2 separate regions of the Mus musculus genome follow, and region 2 is linked to region 1. Evidence: chromatin loops called from intact Hi-C (ENCODE). Cell type or tissue: left cerebral cortex. All regions are shown on one strand. Each heading gives the region's core, and the rest is flanking DNA. Links, peaks and the distances in the headings are about the cores only. Region 1 has its middle 29 kb from the start of Gm41951. Region 2 has its middle 11 kb from the start of Gm23056.

Region 1 (11,953 bases), core at 2,517-10,516:
TTGATGGTCTTGGGCAACCCCTGTGAAAGGGGCATTCAACTCCCAAAGGGGACATGACCCACAGGCTGAGAACCACTGTGTTAGGAGACCACTGAGAATTATGCAGGTAAGCAATTCATTAGCTCATCATAAGAGCCTGAGTTGTTTCACTTGCAAAACATAAGGATTCTTACTAGTTTTAAAATCAAGACATTCTGTTTACAAATGATTCACTCTTCCAGAGGTTTGTGGACATTTATGCCCCTGTTACAAGTGGTATATTCATATATTTTATCCACGTGACTCTTATTTAGAAGATAGTTTGCCCGTTTATATTTGTATATGTCAATTTTTCAACCTCCCTCATTTCAAGTCTATCAAATGCAAAGACAAATGAAGATTTTAGCGAATGTTTAATTGCATTTTCAGCAAATACTAAAATTTAAACTTTATTTTGATAAGGCAGTTAACATAAGTACTCTCTTAAAATAGTTAGATCTATAACATAGTGTACTATAAAGTGAGCACATTATTGCATACTAGACATTTAGATCTTATTCACATTGTGTAATTGAAACTTTATGCCCATTTAGTTAACTCCTGTTTTTCTTCCTGTTACTCTCAATCCTCTCTGAACTTTTTAGTCTGGCTAATTCAAATATGTCATATTAGCAGAGTCATACAGAGTCTGTCTTCCTGTGGTGGACTTTATCAGTTAGAAAAGTGTCCAAAAGTTGTATCATTTCAGAATGTCTTTCTTTTGAAAGGTTTTAAAAGATTTCTGTTTATGTCCTCACCACAGTTTCTTTATCCATCTAACTACTGGCAAACAATTATTCTCATATCTTTGCAATTGCTATTAGTGCTACAGTATTCCTGGGGATGGGAATATCTTCAAAATCCTCTAGTAATCACTAATCTCTACTTCTATATATAGTCTTTAAGCTTTTACACTTAAGCAAGAACAAACAGTGCCTGTCCTATTAAGCCTGATATATTCTACTTAACATAATGCTCTTCCAGCTCATCCAAATGGATACAGCTGGCTTCATGGATGAATAATAGTCCCCGGGCTGTAGGCAGCATGCTTCTATATTCATCCACCTACGGCCATGATACGGAATTGTGTCTTTGCTGACTGTGAAGAGTATCACAATGAGCCCGAGGATGCATTCCTCTTTGATGGACTGGCTTCCTTTCTTTTGGCTTATAGTCTCAGATCTGGGTCTTTCTAACTCTAGAGTTCTAAGAACTTCCATTTGTTCTCAGAAAGGCTATGCTAACCCACACCCCCATGAATAGCAAATACATGAAAGTTTCTCTTTCTTGAGATCCACATTCTCACATTGTCTTTTCAAAAACAGCATTTCAACTAAAGTGAGGGGCTCTCTCATGACTTCAAGTTCAATTCTCCTAATGATTAGTGACATTGAGGTTTTCCATGTAGTTATTGGTACTTGTATATCTCCAACTAAGAAATGTTTGTTCAGATAATGTGCCATTTCTCAATAGGATTTTTATTTTTCTGATACTAGACTGAGATTCTTATATTTTTGAAATATTAATCCCTTTTTCATGAATACTCTGCAAAATACCTTTCTCCCATTCTGCAGTTCATCTCTTTACTCTGTTGAATTCTCTGCTGTGTAAAAACCATTTAGTTTAATGCAGCTTGATTTATCACTTTTTGCCTTTGTTGTCTGTATTTTGAGGATTATATATATAAAATGTTTACACAGGCCCACAGCCACAAGAATTTAAGTCTTTTTATTTGTATATTCCAGGCTGGTCAGAATGCTTGGGAAACTTTTCTTAAATAGCATGTGCACAGAAGCTAGGCTGGCCCCACTGGGTCCTGCTGCCAGCTGACCAACTCAGGTACCATATGGGCTCTGATCCAGGGCTTTAAGTTGGTCCACCTCAACATCCAAACCATCTGCAAGCTGCTGGAGTACATGAAGGAGTCGGCTCTGCAAAGCCAGAGCTGCAGGACTCTGGCAGCTGCAGAATATCCACAACAAGTCTCAATAATGGTCCAGTATTCATGGTGCTTCAGAGGGCAGAAACCTCGAACCAGATCAGCGAGTCATCACCATGAACATTTGCAATGCAAAGCTATCTGGGCAAAAAGAATACTTATACAGTGATACACACGCTGAGATTTCCAATGCCACTACAACAAATGAATATTCTGTGAAGAGGTGGGAAAGTGAGAGGAATGAAGTGGTGAGCAGTGGAGAAAGGCTGAACTAGAGATGCAACTGTGGTGATAGATGTGAGAAAAGCCTTCAATGGACAGGGAAGCACGTTGTTGCCTCCTACCATTGTTGCAGGTGATGTACAGCTGTCTGGAGCTTGCACTCCGACTCAGCCCGAACATATTACCCCGTTTCTGAACAAGGATAGGATGTCCAGGATGAAGAATGTATCATTTTTTTCTGGATTGGACCTCCTTAAGACACCTCTATGGTCTGTGCTGCCCCTGGAGGCCACTTTGGTATCTGTGGTTCACTGCCCCAGGCTGTGTTGAAGCTGGAGTTCCTGTGGCTATCCATGATTTATGCTGCCTCCAAGGGCCATGTATAGGTTCATGGTTGTACTGTGGCAAAGGGCCTTGTTGATATCCCTGGTCTGTGTTTCCACCATAGACCATGCTGAGGTCCATGGCACATGCTGACACTGGAGATGATGCATAAGTCCATGGTTCATGTTCCAGCTGACGGTAAAGGGTAAGGAAGCTACCTACTTTTGCCACGGTATTGATGTCTTCTAACTCACAGTTGAGAAAGAGGGACATAGGAGGCGTCTGTAACAGCTACCTCCACCTCAACCCCACTCTCCAAAAGTAACAGCTGAGACAGCCACCAAAGAGAACTCTTAAAAACTGTGATATGGATGCTGATGTGTAGCTCTCCACAATTGATGGCAGGGGTGTTGGGAGTCAGGGGATGGGGACTCAGTTTTCTTTCAGGGGCTGGCCAGCAGAAGATTCACCATGCTCCAGTGAATAAGTATTACTCACAAATTAGACTCGTTGGATTTCTTTTTCTTTTTTTTTTCTTCTTTTTTAGGGGTGGGAGGTCACAAGAGTAGGGGACAGACCTGGGAGGACTCTGAAGTGACTGTGCTCAGGGCTCATAATTGGAAATTCATAAATAACCAATACAAAATATTATGAAAAGCTCATGTGCGCAATGCATAATCCCAGCAAACTAGTCTGCAAAGCCTTTAGGAGATCAGGTCTGTGGGAGACAGAATGGTGGCCTCTGAAGATGTTCATTCCTAGTCCTTGGAATCTGTGAATAGGACGCCTTACACAATGAAGTGTGCTGAGCAGATGTGGTGAAGATAAAATCATGCTTCAATGTCTTTCTGAGGCCAATTAACTCACACAGATCCTAGGGAATAGAAGGAAAAGAAGATGTGACCTTGGAAGCAAGGTTCAGAGTAGCACAGAGCTACCATGCCAGCCTTAGCAGTCACCCATAGAATGCTGACTAATCTTTTGGAATGCTTTGGGCTTTGGCAAACTGAGCAACCATTTCATTTCCCAGGATGCAAAGGTTTTAGTCATCATTAAATAATCTTAACGATCCCTTTACTTTGTCTTCACTCTGCAAGATTTCTATAATGTGTGCATTATTCCTGTACATGACATCCCTCACATTTCTTTCAGTCTCAGATTGACCTTTTTATTACTGTTCTAGCCTTCTGAGCCTTCCCTCTGATCGAGTCACCATTGAACCTCATTAGTGAGTTTGTCTTCTCAGTACTTACGTTCTTCACTGACGTCCTTTCTGTTTGGTACACCACTGTATTTTCCACCTCTGAGCTGAAATCCTGCTTGTGTTCTGTTGTACTGACCCCAGTGAACGCCTTTATAATTGTCCACTCCAGTGTCTTCAGGTAGGTTATACGACTCATCACCGTTACTGATGGTTTATAGGTAATTTTTTATGAGTAGTATAATCTATCTCCCTATGGTTACAACCCAGCCTCAGGAGATTGCCTTTACCAGCCAGTCTGGGCAGAGATTCTAATGGACCCTAAAATTCTTTGTGCTACTTCAGCCTGATCTTCTGTTTTTAGCAGCTCCCTGGGCATCTACATTATTCTCTACTCTTCCAGGGCTGTAAATGGTACTGAAGCCAACTCCTCAAATCACATTATCCAATAGTGCATCAGTGGACACTCTTGGTGAATATTTCTAAAGGGGATGAGCTAAAACTTGTGATTTTCTGCCCACTATCTCTGTACTAGGCTGAGTGGAAACACCATGATAGCGGGACACATGCTAGATCAAGTAACTCTTGTTTCCCAATGTTTTCCAAGGGGCTGGAACATTTTTCTTTCTACCACAAGAACAGATAAGACCTTTATGCAACTCTCAGAATAGCTGGGCCTTGGACAGAGACTCTTTCCCTTACAGAAAGAAAACATGGCATCTGGATTGTGTTTCCTCCCAGTATGATCAGGGTTAAGGATTTAAACAACAACAAAAAAGTGTCTTGGATTTCCCCAAAGGCATCTATGCATGCTGGCTTTGTTTATTTGTTTAGTTGTTCATTTGTTTGTTTGTTTGCCCAGCCCAAGGAAGAACAGCCTCTCATCTAATTCCCAAGTTCCCACAGAGGCACCTGACCCTGCATGGCATGTTTTCCTTTTCTGTCCGGAAGTTATTCCTTGACACTACTCTGATCTGAAATATCATCAGTAAAGCAGCAGTGAAGCCAGAATGGTCTGTTATCATTGTAACTAGAAGAAGGAGGATTGGCCTGGGATTCTTTCTGTCCTTTGCTAAAATTCGAATTTGTGGGAAACAGCAAACGACTGTGGGGGGAAACAGAGGAATATACAAAGACAACTGCATCACCTCTTCCTTCCCCAGGTGGGGATGGATGGGTGGCGACATATGGCCAGTCAGATGTGAAGTAGCCATCCGGAAGGAGCACTCCTGAAGCAGCCTGTACTGGCTGGGTCTGTGTGTCAACTTGACACAAACTGGAGTTATCACAGAGAAGGGAGCCTCCCTTGAGAAAATGCCTTCATGCGATACAGCTGTAAGGCATTTTCTCAATTAGTGATCAAGGGTGGGAGGGACCATTGTGGGTGGTGCCATCCCTGGGCTGGTAGTCTTAAGTTCTATAAGAAAGCAAGCTGAGCAAGCCAGGGAAAGCAAGCCAGTAAGTAACATTCCTCCATGGCCTCTACATTAGCTCCTGCTTCCTGCCCTGCTTGAGTTCCAGTCCTGACCTCCCTTAGTGATGAACAGTGTTGGTATTCTCTCTGGACTCCACCCCCACAGTTACCTGGCAACAACAAGGTATGCTTCTCCCCAAGGTTACCTGGCAACAGCCAGGTAGTCCTGGCACTATAAAAGTGGCTGCTTGTTCCCTCTTCTCTCTTACTCCTGCTTCTCTCCCTTGCCTCTTGCCCCCTTGCTCCCCCTCTCTCCCCATGACCTCCCCCCCCATGTGGTCATGGCCTCTATTCTCTACTCTCTCCTTCTCTGCCTTTCTCTGCCTCTGCTACTCTCTTAACTTCCCTCCCTATGCCCTAAATAAACTCTATTCTATACTATACCAGTGTGTCTGGTCCCTCAGGGGAAAGGATGCCTTGGCATGGGCTCACTGAGGCACCCTCTTCCCCCACACCCTGCCAGAACATATTCTTATAGCTCTTTCTCTTTTTATGATCACAACAAACAGCAATGTGGAAATGTAAGCTGAATAAATCCTCTCCTCCCCAACTTGCTTCTTGGTCATGATGTTTGTGCAGGATTAGAAACTCTGACTAAGACACAGCCCAAGTTCCAGGTTTAGCTCCAGCCCTTGCATAAGCTCCACCTACCTCTAGATGCCCCTCTACTAAGTCAGGGGCCTGGAAAGCAGGCATATTCCACCTAGGCTTCTGAAATGCTGGAATTACAGTAGTAGAGCATCACACCCAGCCGGGGAAAGGCTCCTTAAGGTGGGAGTGTGCATTAGGTCCATGCAGTTTAATTCTCAGTTGCCTCCTCCCTCCCTCTCATAGAGAGCAAGGAGACTGCACAAGAACAGATTTCTCGGTATCAGGAAGTGAAAGCAAGGACGGTAGGAGAACCTGGGTGCAGATTACGATCAAACAGCAGACTCGGGCCTGCAAATGCGACATGGGGACCTTCCATTGTATGTGCAAACCGGCAGCCAAGGAAAAAATTCAGGTACTAAATTCCAAGGTTGTAAGCAAAGAAAGAAAGAAAGAAAGAAACTGAAGTGCATGTTGAGTAGGGTCCAGGGCATTTTCCAGATCTGTCTTCATGACTGCCTGTAGCACCTCTAGGTGTGAGTTGCAAGATCTTCTTTCCCCTTTATTTCTCTAATCTTGAGAGAAGTAGCCATCCTCTCGTTCTCTCAGTCCTTTAACAAAGGCATGCCCTCAGGGAACTATTGCCTTAGCATATCACCCATGAACAGTTTAGAGACTGGCTTCTACTTTTAGTTCCTGCCCTGACTTCCAACCCAGGTTTTCCTTAGCATCTCATTATCTCCTTCTCCTCCTCTCTTTTCTGCTTTTATGTGACATCTTACCTTTGTCTGCCTTTGCGTGTTTCTTATTTAATCAATGATTTCATTTTATGATGTTTAGAATACAACTGTAAAGATTCAGTTTTCTTTCTTTTCTTACACACACACAAAACAACTACACATACACACACATGCACACTTACACATGTTCACACACATGCATACACACACATGCTCACACACACATGCACACACCGACACTTGTACACATGCATGGTATGAACACATGCATACATGTCACATGCCCATACATGTTCATGCACACACGCACGAACGCACACACATGTACAAACAGATATGCATACATTCATCCACTCACACACATCTGCTTGCATTCTTCCTACTGAAATTGTAGGAAATGTGAAGAACTATTTTAATAGTTTAATGACCAAACACAATAACTGATGACTAATTTCCTTTTAGTAAATACATAATTAGTCCTGGGCAGTGTTCTCTACGGGAAAATTGCTAACAAAATGGCTTTTTAAAAAAGGACAAAGAAAAACCCTCTTGATCCCGATACTATTCATATCTTAGTTCTGTCTCAGATCTAAAGCTTGGTCCTCCACTTTTGCTCCAGACAAGTTGTGGAAGGGCTGGTTCCCTTAAAATTAATTTCTAATTCTCCAGTGAGCTTTGAGATCACGATTTTGCCTGCACCTTCTTCCTCCAGGTCTGTCCCAATTAGAAGGGAAACTAAATAAAACTGTCACTGTGATTCACCGTCTTCGCGATGATTTCTGTAGTAAATGGATCTTGCTCCTACGCAGCCTCCTCAGGTAAACTTGTGGGGGATGGGGGAGGAGAAACAGTGCCTCCACACTATTCCATGGTTCGCTCATAACTTCAGAATCTTTTAGCCTGTTCTGAGGGCATTTTATGGCTTCTGACCTCCAGGTCTTTTCCCTACAGTAAATGGGGTTTTCTTGACATAAAAATGCCACCTAGTGGCTAAGTGAACGTAACAAGTCTGCTTCAGCTCAAAGAAAGGAAACAGCTCCCACAGCCTGCTTTCTGAAAGGAATATGAGGAGGACGAAAACTGAATAGATAATCAAACTGCAGAAGCAAGGCTGTTTCTTCATTAATTTAATAGAAGACTCTGATCCCTCTTAATACAGGAACAGCTTAGCATTATGCTGTGATACACAAGCTACGTTCTAATATGTATCAGGAAATAGCTGAGCATTATGGAGTAATACTGTTGTGCCACCTAGAACTCTCTAGAAGCCTGTTCTCAAAAACATCAAAAGAAGAGCTGAGGAACATTTTTTTTTTTGCTTCTGTTAGATCCAGAAAGAATCAAAACAAGCCCAGGTATCATTGCCAGGTTGTCTGCACGGCAGCATGTTACTCCTGAGGGAACTTCTCCACACAGTTGCCTCCAAGCCCCAGAAGTTTCTGTCGGCTTCCTGCCTGTCTTCAGAACTCAAGCCCCTCATTTTAAAGAAACACTATATCATCACACGAATTCCTAGGCTTGAGAGAAAGCAGAGACTTGAAGAGGCTTTTTCTTCAGCACAGCTTCGTGTGGGATGTGGAAGGTGTGAGAAACTGTACAGTGCATTTGAGGGTCATGCTGGCTGTGGCATGTATCTGGGCAGTGGTGTAATCTCTCGTTACATCTGTCCCTCACATCGTGCCTTGCAACAAGGCTTGCCACCTCACTTTCTGGCTGAGTACATGAAAGCAGAGAGAAATCAGATGCCACTCTCTGTGTGGCAGAACTACAATTTGAATCTATGGCACAGATTACCACAAGTCGCCTCTTAATGACCAAGGCATGGAGGAGAAACCACACAGAACTCTCCATTTAGGTTCACTAAATGATGGCCTGGGAAATCGGACCTACTCCATACTATTTGCTCTGCCCCCCTCCTCAATCTCTGGAATGTTAGCCCAGCTGCAGGATGGCTGAGAGTACCTTTAAATGAAAGGCCACATGGATTTCCAAATAATTGAGAAGCCTAAGGCTTCTGCCTAGAAATTTTAGCATGTGTACTGTCTTAATCGGGGTTTCTATTCCCACACAAACATCATGACCAAGAAACAAGTTGGGGAGGAAAGGGTTTATTCGGCTTACACTTCCATACTGCTGTTCATCACCAAGGAAGTCAGGACTGGAACTCAAGCAGGTCAGAAAGCAGGAGCTGATTCAGAGGCCATGGAGGGATGTTACTTACTGGCTTGCTTCCCCTGGCTTGCTCAGCCTGCTCTCTTATAGAACCCAAGACTGCGAGCCCAGAGATGGTCCCACCCACAAGGGGCCTTTCCCCCTTGATCACTAATTGAGAAAATGCCTTAAAGTTGGATCTCGTGAAGGAATTTCCTCAACGGAAGCTCCTTTGTGATAACTCCAGCTGTGTCAAGTTGACACAAAACTAGCCAGTACATGTACCTTATAAAGCTTGGCAAGACAATTAGAATTTATCAAATTTGTATCTCTCCACACTGACCACATTTGCACTTCCTTATCACAGACCCTAGGGCCTAAGTAGAGAACATCCAAGCTCCACCCATTGGGGTGGGGAAGAGTGAGGAGGTGGCTCTTTATGTCATTTATCTTCTGCCTCTGAATGCTTTCCAGCATCCCATAGAAGCCTTTAAGACATCTTTCCACCCAAATTGTGTTTTTTTGTTTGTTTGTTTGTTTGTTTGTTTGTTTTGCTACCACCTTTTATTGGGCTCTCTGAGAACTCAGGTTATGGAGCATATTAGAACACGCCCACCTGGCTCATATGGCCTTTCAAACATGGCACGGGTAAGCACAGTAACTCCAATGTGACTCAGATCGAGGGTGAGTTACTAATGACAAGCTTCCTCATCCACCGGTCGAGTTTGGAGAGTGTTGTGATAATCTGTCTGGCTGAACCATTTAGAACTAGATTCTCACTAGAAAAGATGCCAGTTGGTTTATTCCTGTCAGGTACAAAGGAAACTCCAAAAGGCAGTCCAAATATCCAGAGTGAGCTCAACCTGGGCTATAGAAGGGTTTATGGTAGTTAAACAAAAGTCAGCATTCCTTGGGAACTCCTAAAGCTGGTTCCCCTCTACCAAAAGGATTCATTTCCTTTACCTCTGGCAGAAGGGACATATGGCTGCCATCTATGGGCATATCAAAGCACATGCTGGCCTCCAGGCCCCCTTCAGTATCACTGGTACCTGTTCCACTTTTCAAAGTTCATGCTAGCAGACTAGCCCTTCTTACTTCGTCTCCACTAAGCTCCCTCCAGCTGATGGGCTTCCCACCCCACCCGAAAGCCACTCATCCTTACAGCCCTGCTGTGAGTGCTATGTTATCTCTCTGCCCTGCTCCTGTTTCTCCCTCACTGTGTGTGTGTGTGTGTGTGTGTGTGTGTGTTTATTCTCTATCGCTGCTGTTTTCTCCTCTCTTGCAGATAGCCCTGGCCACATCCAGTCTGCTGACCATGTTCAGTCTTCTTTGTCTCTCTGCTCTAGATTTGTCCAGATGGCTCTGGCTGTTCTCTATCTCTTATCTTCAATGAGAGCCATTTCATGGGACTTTCATGTCATCTGTTTACACAATTACTTCTAGAGCTGTAACTAAACAGACAGCTGAAGTCTGTCAAGCAGCAGTAACTGAGGGACCTGTTATGAGAGTTGTGAAAATTAAAGTTGGCACATTAGTTGGCTGAATCTGGGAACCAGGTATCTAGGAATTCCATTTCAGATTCTATCCTAGGGAAATGTCCCAGATTTCAGTGCAAATAAGAGGCTGTGGGTTTCTTTATGATACATATTGTAATTATGCCTTTATCCTAGCAAACACATAAGTGGATGCTCACAGTCAGCTATTGGATGGATCACAGGGCCCCCAATGGAGGAGCTAGAGAAAGTAACCAAGAAGCTAAAGAGATCTGCAACCCTATAGGTTGAACAACAATATGAACTAACCAGTACCCCGGAGCTCTTGACTCTAGCTGCATATGTATCAAAAGATGGCCTAGTAAGCCATCACTGGAAAGAGAGGCCCATTGGACACACAAACTTTATATGCCCCAGTACAGGGGAACGCCAGGGCCAAAAAGTGGGAATGGGTGGGTAGAGGAGTGGGGGGGAGGGTATGGGGGACTTTTGGGATAGCATTGGAATAATTGAGGAAAATACATAATAAAAGAAAAAAAGAAAAAAATAATAAAAAAACAAAAAAAAACCCCACTTTTTAAAAATTTATTTTTGCCTATTTACTTCAGAGAGAGAGAGAGAGAGAAGGCATGGAGTTGGATAGGTGGGGAGGTAGGGAAGAGACAAGGAGAGAAAATCATCTTCATTCTATATTATATGAAAAATATTTTCAATTTTTCAAATAGGAAGAAAAAAATCAAAATGGAACTGTGGCTTCCTGACAGCCTGATAAGATGTGAGGAGGTTAGGGAGGGGAGCAGCTACTCCCTGGAAGGACACCTGAAATCTCCTTTATTGTGCATTTTTCCTGTGACAAGTGCCACCTTCATAGAAGAGGTACCCTGTTAGGAAGTGGTCTTTGATTTGAAACAGTTTCTTTTATCTGCTTATCTCTTTGTGATTTAAATTGGCTGCTAGCACTGAAGCTGCAAATGAGTGCAGTTAATGAATGATTAATGACAGCCTAAGTCAGTCCCCAGAGGTATCTCTAAGCTGAGTCACAAGAATTCACACTTTCAAGTGACCAGCATGCATCCCTGATCAAGCTCATGGATGCACTGGGCCTTCACAGAAAAGATAGCTCTGTGTTATATCATATTTAAAACACAAAATAAACAAACTTAGAAGACTTTTTAGGACTAGATATGCATTAAGGTTCATTATAAAGAGCTATGTGACTGAGCGGGTGGGGTGACATAGATAGGATATCTGGTCTGTGCCTGTGGATCTGTAAATTCTTAAGAATCCAAAAGCCATGAAATATGCTTCCAGAAAAATTTTTAAGATACATTTATCCTTGGGCAATGGAATAGCACACCTTTCGGAAAGCTTGTGAGATCTAAGTTCTGAGCACAAACCTGTAAAAATATATCATGTTAAGTTAAAAAATACTGATAATAGGGTACAAGTGTGATGGTTTGGTCTTATGTAAAATATGAAGGGTCATATTTCTTGAACAGGCTTATAATACAGAATATAGAATGAGAATAAAGGACAGCTTCTTTCTTAGTGGTGATCCTGAGGAAAATTCTCAGCCTATGAAGGAAGAATTCCATCCACTGGCCCCAGCTAATTATATTGTCCATATTTGACTTTAAATATGTACAACTATGTGTTAATGTACAATTGAAACAGTTGGTAAATACTTAAAATTCCTAAAGCCATGGACTTCAGCTGTCTTCATCTCTAATCAACATCAGAGCCCTTAAGTGTTAAGACGCAAAAGATAAAATGTCTTTTCATCAAGACATGAGCTTTGTGCAA
Region 2 (11,953 bases), core at 2,017-10,016, 1.4 Mb before region 1:
GGAGAGGAAAGGAGAAGGAAAAGAAGGAAGCCTAGTGTCAGTCAGAAGAAAAAAAAATCTCCCAGGAAGAGATTTCCCATGTTTCTGACCACTTGCAACTTCTGACGACTCTGAACCTTGAACTGGGGCCAAGACAACGATGGGTCAGTGATGGGCAGGACCACACTTTGGCCAGGAATACTTAGTCATGCATAATTCTTGTCCTATGTTTAAATCTGAACCCCGAGTCAGGATCCCCAAAATGGATTTGAGGGACTGTCACATGATCTCTTTGTTCCTCTTGCCAAGCAGCCACATTGAATAAACCTTTCTCTGTTTTTCACTATTCCTTACCTTCTTAATAGACTTACTGAAGATGGATGGGTGGCCTAGCACAGGTTGTTGGGGCTGCCAGAGTCCAGAATCTGACTCTAACAAGCCCAGTAACAGCATCAAGCCACTACCCTCAAAATGACATGACTTTTATTTCATCTTTAACTCCCACTTTTAAGCATTTCATTTTAAACAATATATGTAGTATTTCTTCATTAAAGCACACACTCATAACATATTCATGACTGAATAATTAAATATTTCTATACTGGTAATATATACTCATTTAAATAAATGATAGGGTGAATAATTAGATTTGTAGACCTGATCTAGTCAATACGCACCACCCTTTATGTACAGGAAACAAGTTGGAGTCCTTATGTGTTATATTCATTACAAAAGTTGCCATTTAAGCTTTGTTTTTGGACTTCAGGGTCAGACATCTACCCTGGGGAATTGCTTCTTGATAATGTAATATTGGGGTCCATAGGTTCAGGAGCCTTGTAAGTTTCATGAGCCTTAATAAACCTCTTCCCCCACTAGAAATTACTTTAACCCAGAGGAAACAGGTACAGAAAAAAGTGGTGTTGTACAAAGAATACATTATAGGACCTGTAGATGCAGCTCAGTTGGTGAAGCAGATGCCTAGCATACATGAAGCCCTGGGCTTATTCTCATAAACCAGGCATGGGGGTGCACATCTGTAATCCCAACACTGGGTATAGAGGCAGGCAGATCAGAAATTCAAGGTCACCCTCCTCTACATAGCAAGTTGAGAGCTACCTACACATGAGTCCCTACAAAACCCAACCCAACCCAACCCAACTCAACCCAACCCAACAGCAACCCAACAGCAAGCCAACACCAAACCAACCCCCAAACAAATGGCGGGGGGGGGGGAAATAAATGATGTGCTATTGCAAATATAGTGAGATGAAAACTTTGTCCTGTTACACTCTTGGAACCTTGGGTGTCCTTGAGCAAGTCTTCCTACTTAAGCTGTCAGTGGGATAAGCAGAGGTGGTTCCTTGGGGGGGGGGGGAGGTCTATTTCTAGTCATTCCAGATACAGAAAACAACCGTACTCCAAAGAACAGAACAGTTCCATCCATGTTCACCTTGGTCAACCAGTGAGTTTATTGATTAAAAGTGAATAATCACCTTTGGAGATGCTAGTCAAACTGTTCTCTTAGGAAAAGTAGAAAGCCATTTGCCAGAGTGGATGGAAATAAAGGTTATTATTTCTTAGAAGAGAATGGAACTCTAAGAAGGTGGATTGTTGGGTTTGGAACACACACACACACACACACACACACACACGCACACGCACACGCACACGCACACACATACACACGGGGTGGAGGGCTGCTCTCTGGATGCTGAGTTTCTTGTGTACTGAGATGCAGATGGGTCAGAACCCACTGCACTGACAGCCCCGATGCTATCTGTTTTGTTATCACTCAGAGCTGGCTTCTGCTGCCGCTGTGGCTGACACCCATAGATTGCTCAGCTCACCTGGGAGTGGATGGTCTCGTATCTGATCCTGCTTTCTGTGTATTGGGGGATGGCAGATGATTTTTAATGTTGAAAAGTCAAACATCATGAACTGTTTCACCCACTGTCAGCTCAGACTGTCCAAATTTCATGTTTGATGATGGGGAGACAGAAGATAAGGACAAATGTGTGCTTTCCGTGGCTCTCAGTTCCCTTCTCGGCCCCCTCAGTTTGACATTTGGTTTCTTTCTGGTCGTATGTGGGCACTCCACGACAGGTGCCCATTACTGTGGGTGTGTGTGTGTCCTGTGTTTCCAGACAGAATCTTTGTCTGAAACTTGCCAGACAAGCCTGGCTGGCTGGTCAGTGAGTCCAGCGATCCGTTTATCTCTGTTTCCCTAGTGCTGAGATTTGGAGTGGGTACCCTCCTGCCCAGTTTTCAGAACATGGGTTCTGAGGCTCAGACTCAGGTCCTCTTGCTTGAATGGCATACAAGGATGACCTTGACCTTCTGAAGTGTCCTGCCCCAAGTGCTGGGATTATAGGCCTGCACCAACCACACCCAATTCATGTGGTGCTGGCGCTCCAACCCAGGGCTTCATGCCTGCTGGATCAGCTCTCAGTCAAGGGACTGCCTGCATCTCTAGTCTTGAACACTGGTTTCCCTCTTAGAATTCAGCATCTCAGAGAAGCAAGATTCAGCTGGTTGAGGCCACACGACTACTTTCTAGCAAGGCAACCGAAAGCAAGAGCACAGGGGACTGACTCCCTTGGCTGCCTGCAGCTTCTAGCACATGGGAACAGTCCCTTAGTTTTATAACGTAGCTCTTGCAAGGGATGCTGTGCTGGGGGCTTCTTTCCACCCAGGTAGGAAGAAGTGTTAGGATGTGAGGGCTGTGCGTTCCGTGAGGAGGAGACTCAAGATCAAAGGCAAAGTTATTACAGGGTTGAGCCGAGAGTCTCAGAGCCGCAGTTTGTGATGGTGAAATGCCTTTGAGAAGGGCCAAGTCCTTCATGTAAAAGCTCCTTTAATCCCTCTGGTTTATGTGGATGTAAGTGCTATTTCCTGATAGAAATATGAGCCCACCTAGTTCCTGGGCTGTGGGTCTTTGCACCCCTGTCAGGCTCCAGGGTCCAATCTGCTGCAGCAACATGGGGCTTAACAGGTGGATCCTCTGAATTCCCATGGAAATCAAGGTCTCCTCCTGGGGCCAGGCTTGTCCAGGTACTGAGTGAGGCCAAAGCAATTATGTGGCCTGTGGCTAAGGTGGCTGCAGGTCACCAGCTAAGTGACACCTGTGGAGAAGTGGCTGCATACAGCAGCTTGCAGCTGAGATACCTCTGTGCCTCAGCCCCAGAGTAAAACTTTGCAAAGGATGTTGGTAAGATGTCCACAAATGTAGAACTTTGAACACCCCCAGGGTCCCCACCTGATTTGTTTTCTGTTGCAAACACACATAAATATATACCACTGGGGATGTCTATCAGGAGGACAGCAGCAGCTGAAGTGTCTTCCTTGCTTAGAACAGGCTCACAGACCCAGTAGAACAAAATGTACACCCCTCCACAGGTGGCCAGCAACTCTTCCATGATCTAACCTTACCACCCTCTGGGCCTGGCCCTCCCCTCTGACTTAGCCTGTGATTCGGCCACCTTGGCTTCTCTCAGTTGCTGGAAGTTTTTCCTGCCTCTTGGTGTTTATTGGGGTTTGCCTTGGACCTGGGGTTGGCAAAGGTCTCTGCTATTCAGATCTCAGCTCACCTGTCACTTGCCTGTCTTTGGAGTTCCAGAGCGCTGCTGCCTGCCTTCTGTTCTGGACTCCCCTCATGTGCTGGCTCTATAATAATTATTCAGACCCTCCACAGTGATGTCCTGTGTCTGGTCAGCTCTACACAGGAGATCTTATAGGTTCTGTAGAGCTTATCTAAGCAACTTGAAGTCCTAGGGCAGTGCTGGGCATGGAGTCTGCTCTGTATGTCAGTGCTCCCTCTGTATGTCCAGTTCCCATGCTCCAGTCTCTCTCCCACAAGCTTGTGTTATATATCTATTTCTATTTCTCTATCTCTCTGTCTCTATCTATCTATCTATCTATCTATCTATCTATCTATCTATCTATCTATCTATCTATCAATTTATCTGTCAATCAATCTATCTACCTACCTATCTTGTGTTATATCGGCATTTGCTGTCAGGAATCAATCTGTGGACCTGGATGTAGCTCAGTTAGTAGTGTGCTTGCCTACCATGTGGGAGGCACTTCCCAGAATTTGATCCCCAGAATTGTGTAAACCAGTTGTAGTGGCTGACAGGCTCTCTTAACAGGTCAAGCATTGCAAACACGGCTCTTGCAGGTCTTGCCCTTCCCTGCTTCCCTCCCACTTGCTTAACTGTTAAATTACATTCCTAGAGAAAGCCCCCAAGGTTTCCCCCCCTTATTTGGCCACTTCCTTGTGCCTAACTTATTCTTGAGACAAAACACCAAGATCTAACTATCAAAATACCAAGGCCCAGCAATCAAAATTCATTATCTGGCTAGATCAGCTCAACTTGTCCAATCCAGTTTTTAACCAACTCACCCTAACACAGACTTCCCCCTTAAAAACTAGAGACACCTGATGCTGCCTTTGTCCGCTAAGAGGTAGACCCTCACACCCACCCAGTGTCCCTCCAGGGTAATCTTCTCCTTTGTGCTGAGAACTTTGTGTCTGGGTGTGTTCCGTGCCTACTCCAAGGCCCCAGTCAGCGGTACTTTCTCTGTAATTCCAGGGAGGTGGGAGGATCGGGAGGGATCAGGGATGTTCTGGGGACTTGGCTCAGAGTTAAGGTGATTGTCCCACAAGCGTGAGGACAAGAATTCAGACTGTAGAACCCACCTAAATGCTGGGTGAGAGGTGCGGCCCATCTGTAATCCTAGCCCTGGCAGGCGGAGACAGTGGATGCCCAGAATAGGCTGTCTGGTGAGAAGAGCCAGGTTGATAAACTCAGTTTGCTGGAGGCTCTGCCTCAGTGAATAAGGTGAAAGGGCCATTGAATTATTCTCAGCACTGACCTTGGGCCTCCTTGTGCACGTGAACATGCACATTCATACATGCACACCCACAGCCTTGTGCACCTACACATATGCAAACATGCATACACATGTGCACACCACACATTAAAAAAATGAAAAAATAAGAAATTATTTTCATCTTTGGCTACATATAGAACTTGAGGTTAGCCTTGGGTCCCTGAGACCCTGATTTACACACACACACACACACACACACACACACACACACACACAGAGAGAGAGAGAGAGAGAGAGAGAGAGAGAGAGAGAGAGAGAGGAGGGGCAGGGACAGAGAGAGACAGAGACAGAGAGAGAGAGACAGAGACAAAGACATAGACAGAGTCAGCGAGAGACTCACAGAGTGATTTATTTGTTTTGTATTTATTCTCTATCTCCTCAAGGCTGTTAGCGGTCTGAGTAATTGGAAGTGCATGTGATCTCATGTGTATTCCTTAGAAGGTGAGAACTGACTGACCCGGACCTCAGCCATGGCTTCCTTTCCTTCCCAGGTCCTGCCTGGTTTCCCACCTGTGTGGTGAAGGTTGAGGCCATTAGAGGTTCTGTTTTCAAAATCACTTAGGGCTGTTAGAACGGAAGATATCAGAAAGAGTTCCAGTGTGACCCCGCAGGCCTGCTTCCGGTTATACCGTTAAGAATGGATCACACTGTGCCGCAGCAGCAGGGTTACAGGAGCCAGAGATCAGATCAGGTGCTGCAGCTGCTTCCAGAAGGGCTGCATAGAAATGGCTACACACACCGTCAAAGGAAGGAAATCCCACCACACGCTGGAACCCGCTAAGTCACGTGGACTTCATGTTACTGTACGAGGGCCCTGGAAGAGCAGAACTCAGAGACAGAGAGAAGAGAGCTTGTCAGAGCTGAGGGGAGGGCGATGGAGAGCTCTTTAAAAGAAAAAGTTCAGTTTTCCAGAGAGAATCAGTCCTGGGAGATGTTTCCCAGTGTGAAGACACTGGACAGTATTAAACAGGGCCCCCTGCAGTGGCAGGTCTGTGTTAGTCCTAGTATTTAGTATGTCTGTGTATGTTTGATGTGCGTGTGGGCACGTGTGACATGGTGTGTGTAGAGTCTGGAGGATGGCTTTGTGGACGCTGTCTCCTTCCACCTCCACATGGGCTCCGGGATCAAACTCCGGGATCCTCGGGTTTGCGTGACTTTGCCCCCTCAGCCATCTCCTCTGCTCTCATGCCAATATTTTAACCACGATAAATTCATTAATGACACAGAGAAAAGGGATATGGATTTCAGAGATCCTGGATTGAAGGGAGTGAGTGAATGTTGACATTTGACCCTGAGCCCCAGAGACTGACAGGACCCCGATGCTCAAGAGCCCTTTTCTGAATAACGTTTAAGTGTCTGTTCCATCTCCAGCGCTAAATGAATCTGGCATGGTGGAGCGCTCTCTTGCCTGTAATCTCAGCACTCAGGAGGTGGAGGCAGGAGAATCATAAGTTCAGGGCAGATGTTCTGTTACATTCAAGGCCAGTCTGGGCTAAATGAGACCTTGTTTAAAAAGTAACATATTAAAAACAAATAAACAAAAATGTGTTTGGTTTAGACTTGGGACATTTGAAATTTGCCTCATTCTTGTAAAGCTTTAACTGTTTGGAGAAAAGTATCCCTCTCCAGGGTCCTCTCCTTAGGGCGTTTTTAATGCTCTCGAATGCTGATGCTTCTCAGACGTGTGTATTCGTTTTCTCTTGGCTTTTATTTTTTTTCTTGCTCTGTAGGTGCATTACTCTAACTGACCACAAGGTGGCAGGACAGGCACTTGGATTTTGCCAGCCACCGTGGTACCTAGAGTTGTTGCGGGGCTTTACGGGTTTGCCTGTAGATGAGGGTGGGGTTTCAGCTCATTTGAATAGTCAAATGGTCCAAGGTAGAACTGGATACATTTAGTGCTTGAAAACCCTTTGAATGACTGGAAGGGAGTGTGTGACAATACAATATCCGGTGATAATTGATGGGTGTTTTAAGTTTAGATTTGTCTGTCCACTTAGGCTTTGCCTGAGAGAAGGAACTCAGTTTATTAAAAATGACTGAGTTTTAAAATATTTGAAAATTTCAACTTTTACAAAAACTTCTTATTGATTCTTTTTGAGTTTCACATCCTGCAGTCCAATCCTACGCATCTCCCTCCATATCTGCCCTCTGCCCTGGCAACCTCCTTGCACAAAGAAAACAAATACCCAAAAAGCAAAGAAAAAAAACCCCAAGCCCCCAACCCTCTTGCCATGATAACAGTGTGTGTCACACAGTCAGTATACCCTTTTGCCAAACACCTTTTCTTGCTAATAAATCACTGGTCTGATTTGAGGCCTCTGGCTTCTGCAGAGGAGCCTCACTAGGACTTTTCTTGAATATCCTGTTGTTGCCTGTATTATGGAGGTCCTGCAGCTTTGGTTTCACAGGACTGGCTCCTTCATGTGTTCTAAGAGCAGTTTGTAGATGGAGTAGATGTTAGGGTGGACCAGTTCAAAGCCCTGGTGTGTGTGTGTGTGTGTGTGTGTGTGTGTGAATGTATGGATGTGAAGGTATGCAGGTCACGGGACATGTGTGGGTCCACCTGGGTTCTGCACTTAGGTCATCAGGCTTGGTGGCAAGTACATTAACTCTCTCACCTGCCCCAGAATAATTTATTTAAAATTTTATACAAATACATATTGTATATTGAGCACATTCCCCTATGCCCTCTTCCCTGTCCCCCTTTCTCCTAGTTAATCTCAGGCCCTAGATGGATTCTCTCCTGCTTTTATGGCTCAGACACAATTTTACATATCTACATAAAATCTAGGAACTACAAATGAAAACTTACGGTTTTTGTTCTTCTGAGACTGGCTTAATTTGCTGAGCAAGCTTCTCTCCAAGTGAGCACATTTCCTGATAATGACGTAACTCTGTTCTCTTCATGGATGAAAAAGAGAGGCATTGTGCACACACACACACACACACACACACACACACACACACACACACACATTTATGGATGGACTTTTAAGCTTTCATACATGCATATGTTATATGGTGAGCATACTGCTCGCATCTCCCACCCCTCTTCCATTCCTCTGTCTGTTAGTCCCCTTTAGCATCGTAGAGAGTTTATTTCTACTTTCATGTCATATATATCTATATATCAACATGTATATATATATATAATCTTAAGCATCTCTGTAAAAATCTAAGACCCATAAATGAGAGAAAACACAGGTATTTGTCTTTCTGAGGCTGACTTAATTGCATTACTATATACATCTCTGACCACACTTAGCTGACTGCAGAGGACGTGACTTCATCATTCTCTATGGTGCAGGCATCCCACTGTGTGGAAAAGCCATAGTTTCCTCACACATTGCCACGTTGCTTGGTCCCATAACTTAGCTTGTGTGCAGACTGCTGCAGTACACATGGGTGTTCAAGTATCCCTGTGATGGGTTGGCTTTGAGTCCTTTGGGGAAAAATGCTCAGGAGTGTGGGACAGCTGGGTCACACTGAGGACATATTGTTATTGTTTTCTGGGAACTATCCATGTTGCTTTTCAGAGTCGCTGTCCTAATCTGCAGTCCTGTTGTGTCATACTAAGAAGTTTAAATTTCATTTTATTCTACACACACGTGAACGCATGTATCCTGGTAGTTGTGTGGTGGTCAGAGGGCAAGTTATAGCCCTTGGTTCTTCTCTCCTTCTATCATGTGGGTCCCAGGGTTCGAATCCAGACTTTCAGGCTTGACTACATGGGCTTCTAGACCCTGAATCACCTTGCTGGTCCATGTTCCACATTTTTAAAGTGGATTTAAAAAAACCCATAATTTAAGTGTGCTGTATGCTTGTGATTCAGGCTACCACACTGGTGCTTTCTGATGATTTAGAGCTCCCGAGGGCACGGGGAGAAATTCAGCACAGCAGGAGGCTCCCAACAGCTCAGGCTGGGGGCAAGGCAGACCTGGCTAGATTCTCTCTCAGTCTCTCAGGAGATGCAGTTCTTGGCACAAGTCCCTCATGCCATCTGAAGCTTGGTCCCTCTTCTGTGGGAAGGGGATATGAATTCCAGCCTTATGGGAAAACAGAAGCAGTCATTCACTCGCTCACTCATTCCTCACCAACAGGATTGTGAGGATAAAGAGACAGTTAGGTACCATTCTGCACAGCAGGGTGGGAAAGAGTTGGGAGGGGCTGTTCTTAGTTCCAGAGGAAAGGTACCATTTGCAAGTGGTGCTCTGCAGGCTGGGAAACAAGGCCAAAGTGGGAGCTAGAGGACACTGATACCCAGCAGGGACTTGAGAGTCTGGACAGTCTAGCGGTGTGGTTTGCAGTAAGCAGAGTTTACTATCAGAGACAATCATCTATCTGCTGGTTCTGTGACCCAGTGGGTAGGGTGCTTGCCATGAATGCACAGAGCCTTGTATTTGACCCACCCAGCACTGAGTTAACTCAGCATGATGACACACATCTGTATTCACAGCATTCAAGACATGGAGGATCAAAAGTTCATGGTCATCGATAGATTATACAGTGAATTGAGACCAGCTTGGACTATAAGAGGCTATGCCTTAAAACGAAATCGAAACAAACTAAAACAAGTATCCAGCAACACAAAACACAACAAGCTATAGAAGGCCTTCCTTTGGAATTCCATGGACCCAGTACTTCTTGGGGAATACAGGCTTGGCTGTGCTGAGCTGAGCTGAGTTGATGTTCATGGGTGAAATGCAGGTCTGAAGTTATAAAATAGACACTTTCTTTAGGGATGGTGTGGCTCATATCCTCCCCACACTGTCTGCTTCCATCCACCCACCTGCCTGGCTTACAAGCCCTGCTCCTGTAGGCAGGAGATTGGCAGCCAAAACTGTAGTGTCTAGAACATTGGCTTACTGTGTGGCTATGATAGCTGTTATTGTCCTTTCTTTCTTAAGGGCTGAGATGGTTCTAAGGCTGTTTAGAAGAATAAAGGAAAATCCAGGGTCCAGTTTACTGGCTAGATGTCATTTGGGGGCACCTTAAAACATTTTTAACAATTTCATGCACATTTATATAGAACTTTGGTAATTTTTATCCCGTTAGTTATCCTCTCTCTCACCTCTCTCCATCCTTTCTCATTTGAGTCTCCCTTTCCAACAAGTATTTTTTTCTTTTTTTCTATTTTCATTTGTGCATGTGTGTGTTTATGTGTGTATGTATGTATCTGGAGTGTATGTGTGTGTATGTGTGTGTGTTTGACCCACTGAGTTTAACTGGAATTGCTTACATGAGTGAGCCTGGGGTAGGAGTTATCTATAGGAGCGACACCCCTCCTCCACTGACCATTAATTACCAATATTCACCCCTTCCCCAGGTAGGGATATGGTCTTGTGTAACCCCTCCATTAGGGGGTCTTCTCGCATAGGTCCTTTTGGCATGGCTGGGGCTCAGAGACTGAGTGAGGCTGGCTAAGTTAGCATTTGCACGCAGGGCTTTGATTCTGAGCCATGCTTGGCTTCTTTCAAAAAGCCCCATGCAAATTCTCTCTAAAGTACCATTTTTTCCCAGACAGAATAGAGAACTATTGTTGGGGGCTGTGAGCCTGGGGTTCTGTGATAATAGCATTTTTACGAAGAAAAATCACTTCCCCATCGTTTGCACAGTTGAGAACATGAAACCTACTATTGAGACATTCTGGTTAAAATGAAGCATTATCTGGTGAGATGGGCCTACCTGTGGGAGTCTGTGGGAAGGCAGGTGAGCAGGGGTTTGCAGGTCCTTTTGGAAATGAGTTGGTAAAAACCATTTGTCCATCCAAAAATGATTAAATGTAATCATAGCTCTGTTGAGAAGCCCTGGCCTCACCTAAGTGGCAGGTAAAAGTGGGTAATTCACCATCTTCAAAAGAGAAGGGCAGAGGAGACCTGTGAGGGGTGGCAAGGGAAGGCAGAGAGGAAGAAAACAAGATTCATGAAGTCTGGTCTAAAGGTGATCAAGCCAGACTCTAGAGTTCCTTTTAGGGGCTTAATTAAGGGTGTTGTCATCTGTAGGTGACTGTGAGTTGTTAGTGTGATTGCACATGTTATTGAACATGGGCCCTTCTGAGTCAGGAGCCAAGAAGTGGGAAGACTGCTGCTGGTAGAGGGGTCTGGGATGAAGGACTTAGAGAGAGGCCACTGTGCTCTTCATTCTTGAACAAAGTGGGGAGCAGGTACTGCCAATTACTCTCCATATTTTCCTCTTTGCTCCACTAACAGTTTTATTTTGAGAACTATTAAGTAACCTCAGATGAAGAGAATAATGTAGCCCAGTGGCTTCCTGCCTGAGAGATCTACTTGGGTATCTTAGAAACTTGAAAAGCTGGTAACCCTTCCCTGACCATTTAAGTCACTAAATCAACATCTTGGAGTAGAAATGTGGTTTCTGTACTTTTGAAGCTCACTGGCTGGTTCCAAGCTACAGAAAGGTTTCCAAAGCACAGACGAGATCTGGGCTCTCCAGCCAGTTTCCCTGGTAGTCAACATTGTCTGGACTGGCTAACTTCAAAGCTTCTATGCTCTGATCTTCAGTTTCCCCATTTTCTTTCCTCTCAGATGACTTTCAGATTAGAACTGAGTTCATGCTATTTCATTCTTAAATTCTTCAATAAAAACCTAAACACATACACATACCACATACCTTACACAATATACACAACACACCCACCGCACACATATCACACACACTGCACATAACATATACAATACACACAATATTCACACAACACACACACACACACACACACACACACACACACACACACACCACACAGCACTCACAACATACATGCATACATACACAACATATACCACACACACAACTCATATAACACACAATATAGACACAACACATCTACCACATACACATACCAAACACACCTCACAACACACACAACATACACAACACATACTATATACACACAACACATACAACATACAACACACATGCATAAACACAACATATACAACATACACAAAACACACACAATATAAACACAACACATATAACATACACACACAATACACATAATGTACAGCAATGCAACACACAACACACATACAACATACACGTATACACATACAACATA

Evidence for each region. A loop is a pair of places that touch in the nucleus more often than their neighbours do. Peaks named below come from ENCODE experiments on the same cell type or tissue, not always from the same donor. Only the 100,000 strongest peaks of a DNase experiment are listed, where the experiment ranks them.
Region 2: a loop joins it to region 1, with 2.8 times the contacts of the local background. A loop is called at or near these places in 2 of 42 quality-filtered maps.

What each region holds. Positions count from the first base shown.
Region 1 is chr1:130,267,177-130,279,129 of GRCm38, forward strand. No RefSeq gene overlaps it. Among named protein-coding and RNA genes, the nearest start is that of Gm41951, 29 kb to the right of the region's middle. In left cerebral cortex, for the core only: a CTCF peak has its summit at 7,499 (motif pointing left); DNase peaks (open chromatin) are centred at 5,812 and 7,418.
Region 2 is chr1:128,868,826-128,880,778 of GRCm38, forward strand. No RefSeq gene overlaps it. Among named protein-coding and RNA genes, the nearest start is that of Gm23056, 11 kb to the right of the region's middle. In left cerebral cortex, for the core only: a CTCF peak has its summit at 6,620 (motif pointing right); DNase peaks (open chromatin) are centred at 6,635 and 9,662.